Linked DNA regions of Homo sapiens: region 1 is linked to region 2. The links are chromatin contacts, found by Hi-C or POLR2A ChIA-PET in ENCODE. All regions are on one chromosome and are shown on one strand. The core of a region is the stretch at or near the end of the contact, and the rest is flanking DNA. Distances in the headings are between cores, read along the strand shown. Region 1 overlaps DIP2C (disco interacting protein 2 homolog C). Region 2 overlaps DIP2C (disco interacting protein 2 homolog C).

Evidence for each region. A loop is a pair of places that touch in the nucleus more often than their neighbours do. ChIA-PET counts read pairs that join two places held with the same protein, here RNA polymerase II (POLR2A). Pooled maps may share reads with other maps.
Region 1: a loop to region 2 is called in a map of OCI-LY7, with 5 times the contacts of the local background. The contact joins two enhancer-like sites. A Hi-C loop is called at or near these places in 1 of 168 maps with a recorded cell type or tissue (OCI-LY7) and 4 of 50 pooled maps. POLR2A ChIA-PET finds 5 or more read pairs at or near these places in 1 of 52 experiments (OCI-LY7).

Annotation. Positions count from the first base shown.
Region 1 is chr10:332,016-336,150 of GRCh38, reverse strand. All of the region lies in intron 29 of DIP2C (disco interacting protein 2 homolog C), which reads left to right. It overlaps LOC124902362 (a long non-coding RNA gene), which reads left to right. Exons shown (of 2, transcript XR_007062030.1): 2 at 299-1,126. Among named protein-coding and RNA genes, the nearest start is that of ZMYND11, 200 kb to the right of the region's middle. Within about 2 kb of position 2,655, at least 4 of the 41 ENCODE cell types and tissues checked have a DNase peak (open chromatin) inside an H3K27ac peak, as active enhancers do; they include OCI-LY7, where a contact is called at or near this core.
Region 2 is chr10:509,759-513,514 of GRCh38, reverse strand. All of the region lies in intron 1 of DIP2C (disco interacting protein 2 homolog C), which reads left to right. Among named protein-coding and RNA genes, the nearest start is that of DIP2C-AS2, 120 kb to the left of the region's middle. Within about 2 kb of position 2,299, at least 13 of the 41 ENCODE cell types and tissues checked have a DNase peak (open chromatin) inside an H3K27ac peak, as active enhancers do; they include OCI-LY7, where a contact is called at or near this core.

The DNA.
Region 1 (4,135 bases), core at 1,406-3,905, 180 kb after region 2:
GCTATCCTCCCACCTCAGCCTCCCAAAGTGTTGGAATTATAGGCATGAACCACCACACCTAGCCTACAAAAACATTTTTTTTTTAGTTAGCCGGGTGTAGTGGTGTGCGCCTGTGGTCCCAACTACTTGGGAGGCTGAGGTGGAGGATCACTTGAGCCTGGGTGGTTGAGGTTGCAGTAAGCTGAGATCACGCCACTGCACTCAAGCCTGGGTGACAGAGCGAGACCCTGTCTCAAGAATAAAGATTGCAACAGGTTGTAACACTTTGAGTAAAATAGGAAATTTTCCAACTATTCAGATACACAGATGAACAAATGGAAAGCTTGATGAGAAGTGAGGATTTCTATAGTAGCCATCCACGAAATAGTTAAAGGAAAGAGAGTCTTCATGGTGGAAAAGCCTGAACCAGCTGGTCCAGGCAAACCTCAGTGATGGTGAAGCCTGTAGCACACAGCGGGTGGGATGAAGAGAGCCGCATCCGCGATACTCCTGCCGAAGATGCCTGTCCTGGATCTCCCCATGTGGAAGCACCAGCCCCCAAGTTAGGGGACTGATTGGACAATGCACCTGCCTAGAATCTTCCCAAAGCCTGGTGTCGTGAGAGTCACGGAAACATCCAGAAACTCGCTCTGGGCAGCGGGAAGCTGAGAGCCGACCACTTTCTTGCAGTGTGCCTGTGCAAACTGGGTAATTGGGGATGGCTAGAGAAACTTGAACAGGGTCTGAGCTGGGACAGGAGGAATGCGTTGGTTTTCTGATTTTGATGGCTTAGGTGTTTATGGAGGAAAATAGACTTGTTTGTTGGAAATCCCCCCTGAAGTGTCTGGGATTACGCATCAGGTCAGTGATTCACCATTAGATAATCCAAGGAGAGAGAATTATTTTAAACGTACTTGTACATTTTCTATAACTTTGTGATTGTTTGAAAGTTAAGTAACACAAATAATTTGTGTCCTCATCCTAAAGCTTTCTTCTGTCATAGAGGATTGTTTATCTGAGACATATGAGTATAATGGTATTGTTTCAAAATATTTTTTAAGATTACACCTGTTTTTAAAAATTGTGTCAGATAGCCTGTATTCATGTATTGGAAGATTCAATATTATTAAAATGGTAGTTCTCCCCACATTGCTTTATAGGTTCAATGTAATTCCTACCAAAATCTTGGCAGGCTATTTTTTGGGGGTTTTTTGGGGCAGAAATTGATAATATCCTGAAGTAAATATAAAGGACCCACAATAGTGAAAGCAGTTTTAAAATAGGTTAACAAAATTGGAGAATTCAGAACTTCTCATTCCTGATTTCAAAAATATTGCAAAGCTGCAATAACCAGAACAATGTACTGGCATTGAGATAGAGTGATTATATATATGAGAAACAGAATTGAGAGTCCAGAAATAAACCCTTATATTTATGGTCAAATAATTTTTTAATAGAGTTACCCGAGCAATTCAATGAAGAAAAGTTTTTCCAACAACAGATGCTGGGAAATTCGGACATTCACATGAAAAGGAAAAAAGATTAAACCTTGACTCAACGTCATATACCTAAGTTAGTTCAAGTGGATCATAGATCTTAATGTAAGAGCAAAAATTATAAAAATTTTAGAAAACACAGGAGTAAATTTTCATAATCTTGGTTAGGCACAGAGTTCATCAAAGGTATACTACATAAATACTGATAAACTGGACTGGAACAAAATTTAAAACTTTTGTATATCAAAAGACAGAATTAAGTAGAAAGACAAGCCACAGTCTGGGAAAAAATATTTGCAAATTATAAATCTCATGAAGCACTTCTAAGCACCTATGTAATAAATTTTTTCTTTTTTTTTTTTTTTTTTTTTGAGACAGTCTTGCTCTGTCACCCGGGCTGGAGTGCAGTAGCTTGATCTCAGCTTACTGCCACCTCTGCCTCCAAGGTTCAAGTGATTCTCCTGCCTCAGCCTCCCAAGTAGCTGGAAGTACAGGCATGCACCACCACACCTGGCTATTTTTTTTGTATTTTTAGTAGAGACAGTGTTTTGCCATGTTGGCCAGGCTGGTCTTGAACTCCTTACCTCAAGTAATCTGCCCGCTTCAGCCTCCCAAAGTGCTGGGATTACAGGCGTGAGCCACTGCACCCAGCCTATGTAATAAACACTCAAAACTCAGAAACAAGCAACATAAACACGGGCAAGAGATCTGAATAGATATCTCACCAGAAGAAGACATACAAATGGCCAATAAGGACGTGAAAAGATACCTAGCGTTAATTAGGGAAATGCAAATTAAAACCACAGTGAGATACCACTTCACACCCACTAGAATGCTGTCACCGAAAACACAGGAAATAAAGTTGGAGAGCTCGTGTTTTCTGACTTCAAAACTTACACTGCAAAGCAACAGTAACCAAGAAGGTGGAAAAACGAATTCTCATACATTGATAGTGGGAATGTAAAATGGGGAAGCCACTGTTTGGCATGATCTTAATTAAGCAGACTTGCTGCATTGACTCAGCAGCTGCACTCCTAGGAGAAAGGAAAGCGAACATCCACTCAGAGACTTGGTGTAAGTTCCCTGGAACCTCGGTCAACACAAGGAAACAATCCAGGTATCCGCTAGCAGGTGACTGAACAGGTGACGCCTGCCACGTCCACATGGTGGGTGCTTCTGCACAGGATGAGCTCAGAAGCACCTGCTGAGGGAGGGAAGTGTGGCTGTGTGGTAGGCAGTGTCCAGAAAAGGCAAATTTGTAAACAAAGTAGAATGATGACTGGGGCTAGGGCTGGAAATGGGACTGACTGCAGATGGACACGGGATCCCTTTCAGGTGATGGGAATGTTCTAGAGTAGTGACCATTTTACAACTCTTCAATTTTATTAAAAGCCATTCTGTGCTTAAAATGAGTGAAACTTAGGGTATGCAAAGTATACCTAAATAAAGCCGACGGGTGTTTTAAAAAGAATAGGCCGGGTGCGGTGGCTCATGCAGGTAATCCCAGCACTTTGGGAGGCTGAGGTGGGTGGATCACTTGAGGTCAGGAGTTTGAGACCAGCCTGGCCAACATGATGAAACCTCGTCTCTGCTAAAAATACAAAAATTAGCCTGGCGTGGTGGCACACGCCTGTCATCCCAGCTACTCAGGAGCATGAGGCAGGAGAATCACTTGAACCCAGGAGGCAGAGGTTGCATTGAGCCAAGAATGCACCACTGCACTCCAACCTGGGCGACGGAGTGAGACTCTGTCTCAACAATAAAAAATAATAAAGTGCTTCATTGCAGTAACTCAAGTGTGTAGGGAGACCCTGGGCTGGATGGCATGCCTGCTGGCAGACAGGGTATGACCCAGGACCCCCAGGTGAGATGAACCTGTCTTGTTGAATTCCCAAGTTAGGAGAGTTTTCAGTTGTTGGTATATTTTGTCAGGTTAGTAATCTGAAATCATCAAATTGCTAATGTGCGAATGTGTATTACTTACCAAAATGTCTATTTTTATTCTTTTTGAAGTTAAGATCTGAAGAACAGCTCAGGTTCCCAACATTCTCAGAGAATAATGTCTTGAGAATAAGCAACCTGCTCTTAAGTAGGTTTGTCTTGTCCATAGCAGAATTTATTGCCAGTGCCAAAAATCAATTTTGGCTAATACAGCAATTAATCAAAATTTGCTGTATTGAGTGAGGTAAGGGCAATTAGGAAATCATGAGTTGGGTTTTCTATTTGTTTCTGCTGTCAAGATTTGTGTTTTCTTAATGTTGATTTCTTATTTATGGTGATGAGGAGGGAGGTGAAACTATATTTAGTTTTCACAAGTATATTTGAAATTCTCTGGCCAGGAATTCACACTGGGTTCCCAAGCCCGTTGTGTGCTGACAATTCTGACAGAGCAAATCATTAATGCTGATGTGTATTTTTGAGGAAGCCACTTCCAGGGACACTTAGAAATGGTTAAAATGACTTTGGGTGTCCGAGGCAGGAGGATTGCTTGAACCTAGGCGTTCAAGACCAGCTTGGGCAACATAGTGAGACCCCATCTCCACAAAAAAAGTTTTAAGTTAGCCAGTCATGGTGGTATGTGCCTCTAGTCTCTAGTCCCAGTCATGGTGGTACGTGCCTCTAGTCCCAGATACTTGGGAAGTGGGAGGATCACTTGAGCC
Region 2 (3,756 bases), core at 1,050-3,549:
GACGAGAGCCACGGGCCGTGGTGTGGCGCGGTGGAGGAGAGGCGCGGGCCGCAGTGTGCTGTGGTGGATGAGAGGTGCGGGCTGCAGCATGCAGTGGATGAGAGTAAAGGGGAGACTTCCGTCCTTGAGGGAAACACGCGACAAACAATTTTAAAAACTGATCATCTGGCTTACATGGTCCAACAAATTCAGTTTGCAAAGTTTGACTTCTAAGTTATTGTAGTAACTTTTCCCCTAAGTCATTAATTTAGTAGCTTATGTTTATTTCTTTTGTCTAAAGCGAGTCATAAATTCTAACATGAACGACTAAACATGTAATAATTTAGGCATACAGCACCTGAAGGGAAAACTGCCAGTATGCTAAAATATTGGATACAGATGCTTAAAAAATATAATGTAGCACTCTTAAAATGCATGTGCTTTTAGCATGAAACTTGGTGAGTAGTTTTGAGCTATATTTGTAGGAATGTGTATCTTGAATACTTTAGGGCCCCACTGCAGATGTGTGCGTGAGATGTATAAATACTGAATGTTCTTCTCCCTTCCCTTAAATGAAAAACATTAGCTCCCTTTTTTTTTTTTTTTTTTTTTTCCTGAAGTGGGGTCTCGCTGTTGTCACCCAGGCTGGAGTGGAGTACAGTGGCGCAATCTCGGCTCACTGCAACTTCCACCTCCCAGGCTGAAGTGATTCTCCTCCCTCAGCCTCCCTAGTAGCTGGGATTACAGGCACCCACCATCATGCCTGGCTAATTTTTGTGTTTTTATTAGAGATGGGGTTTTGCCATATTGGCCAGGCTGGTCTCAAACTCCTGACCTCAGGTGATCTGCCCACCCCGACCTTCCAAAGTGCTGGGATTCCAGGCGTGAGCCACTGCCCGGCCAGCTCCTTTCTATAATGATGTATACAGTTGTTTTTGCTTTTTGTTTTTTGAGATGGGGTCTCACTCTGTCGCCCAGGCTGGAGTGCAGCAACGCAAATCTTGGCTGACTGCAGCCTTCACCTCCTGGGTGATCACCTCTCAGGTGATCCTCCCACCTCAGCACCCTGAGTAGCTGGGACTAGATACATATCACCACGCCCAGCTAATTTTTTATTTTTATTTTTATTTTTTATTTTTAGTAGAGACAGGGTTTTGCCATGTTTCCCAGGCTGGTCTTGAGCTCCTGGGCTCAAGCAATCTGCCTGCCTCAGCCTCCCAAACTGCTGGGATTACAGGTGTGAGCACCACATCTGGCCCATTTTTTTCCCTTCCAGGATTAGAAGTCAACTTTAAAAAACGCTTCAACCTTGCAAATTTAATTTTCCATAATAATATGCCTCTAGGATAAAAACAAGACAGAAACAAAGAAGTATAGGTGGACTGCAGTTAAAAATTGTCAACACGACATTGCTTAGGAAGGTTGACATTTACAAAGAGCAGGAGGCCCGTTCATGCCTTTGTAAGAAGGCACTGGGAACGGCCGTCTGTGGGCGACCCTAACGTGTGCGGTGTCCTGAGAGGTGATTGTGGTGCTCACGCTTTTACCGAGGGCCTCCCGGGAGTACCAGAGGCTCTTCTCCCGCAGTCGGCCAGCCAGGCAGCAGCAGCTGGAGAAGGAACAGACAGTAAAGGACAGATATACACGGTGTTATCGTGTCACACAGGTTAAAGCCAGGCTCACTTTGTTCTTACAGTTTTGAAAAACTAATAATGAAGTCCTTAAATATGTATTGCATTTCAGGATTTTTAAGCGGTTGTGGGTGTGTCTGTGTCTCTCTCTAGCTCCTGTTCGGTGCTCCCTGTGAAGAGAGCTCGGAGCCGCCACCCTTCATTGTTGAGGTGACAGGGCCTGGAGAGGTGTGAACCCCGTGGAGGGGTGACTGACTTGTGGGGGGAGGCTGGGTCAGTGTCGGGATCCACCTCCCACCACGTTCCTCTAGGGAAGCCACAGTTCTAAGTCTTTATGGGTAAAATGAACCTGGAAGACGTGTTATTTTTTAAGAAGTAAATGCTATGTTCTTTTTTCCTCATACTTCTCCGTGTTTAAGCAGCATTGAAGGATAAGGCACTAGTAGCACCTTGGTTTGGAAACAATCTTGTTGGTTATTTTACGTTGAATCTGATATTAAGGTTGCCTGGTAACAGAAGTTTTCCTTTAACGACATGGAACTCTGTTGAATCTGTTGCCCCATTGGCTGAGCCGCCTGAAATCAGTGCTGTGGCAGCTGAAGAGGCCGCTTCCCCTTGGAGGAAGCCGCTGGATTGGCAGGACACACCGCCCTTGATTGAGGCGAGTTTGCAGGAACTCCACGCTGGCACCTGCTGCTCTCTCCTGCCCCCTGCTGGCTGGCCAAGCAGCATCGCGACAGTGTGTTCAGCGTGAATGTTCACTGGGGCAGGCCAAGGCTTTTGTTCCAGAAACACCGACTTCAGAAACGGCTGTGTGTATTGAGCATGGCAAGAAAGACTTACGTGTGTCTTAAACCTCTTGAACAAAGCACGTCGATGTTTCAACTGCATCTCGAAGGCTAATAGACTTTGCTGTGGTCAATATTCAGGAGAAAATAGGTTTTAATGAGATAAAGACATGAGTGGCAAGTGACATGTTTGTGCCCCCGTATGACTAAGTGATGTCCTGGCTGTCCCACACCACCAGCTCTGAGCAGCCAGCATGCAGATATTGGGTCAATTTAGATATCCCTGATCTTTACGGAGGTTTGATCAGGCAGCTCAAGAGCAGATAAACACAAATGCTGACTGGAAACCCCGGCACACGGAGGCGCTGGAAACAGCAGGCTGCTGTTAACGTCACAGTGAGATGCAGTCAGCTGCTCTCTCAGGGGTGTCAGCTTCTTTTGCTTCTAGATTTCCGTCTGTGCTGCAATAGAGTTTTGTTCAGCTTATCCCCATTGCTCTGCTGTCTTCGCTGTTAAAATCTCAGCCAGCACTTGGCTCTGACCCTGCAGTAATTTCACTGTGCGGCTGCCCAGGCCTGCCTGGCACGGCTGTAAAGCAGGCGAGAGCTTTCCGGAAGGTGGTCACGAGAACCCCAGGCGGGAAAGAGCGTTGCTGGTCCACATACGGCAGTGCACCTGCAGCTGAGCATGTACGTGCACGTTCAGGCTAAATATAGGTGCAGGAGAGAAGAAAACTGCCTATGATTAGTCACTTAAAATGCCGAATACCCAGCCCCTGAGACCCTAGGACACAGAGCAGGGGTCTTGGAGACGGCAAGGTGTGTTGAAGTCTGGTTTTATCATTTAGTTTCTCCAAGCAGCATTTTCCTCATCTCTAAACTGGGGCTAACAACTGCCCCACATAGATTTGTGAATGGAACCAATGAGTGTAAAGTGGGGTAGCCCCCAGGACCTAGAAGGGACTCAGTCAGTTTCAGTGGTCATGCGTGTTGTACGGGTCCCCCAGGAAGGCGATTGCTACAGATAACTCCCTCCGTTCGATGTCACTGAATGTTAAAGTGGGACCTTGGCTTCTGATGTGTCTGGTTTGCTGCAGGCCGCGCTGCACCCCGTGGTTCCTGAGCCCTGGGCTGAAGTAGCCCTGCTGCATTGCCTGTGCCACTTTTGCTGTGAAAGGAGAACTCCTGCCCTGGGAAGCTTCCTCTTGCTGCTTAGCCTGATGAGCACCACAGGCTGCAGCGAGACCCATCTGAAGCGTGGGTTGGGAGGAGACTGCGGCGGCCCTGTCCTCTCCAAGCTGCTCTCCATGCCGAAGCGTGGGCTGGGAGGAGACTGCGGCGCCCCGTCCTCTCCAAGCT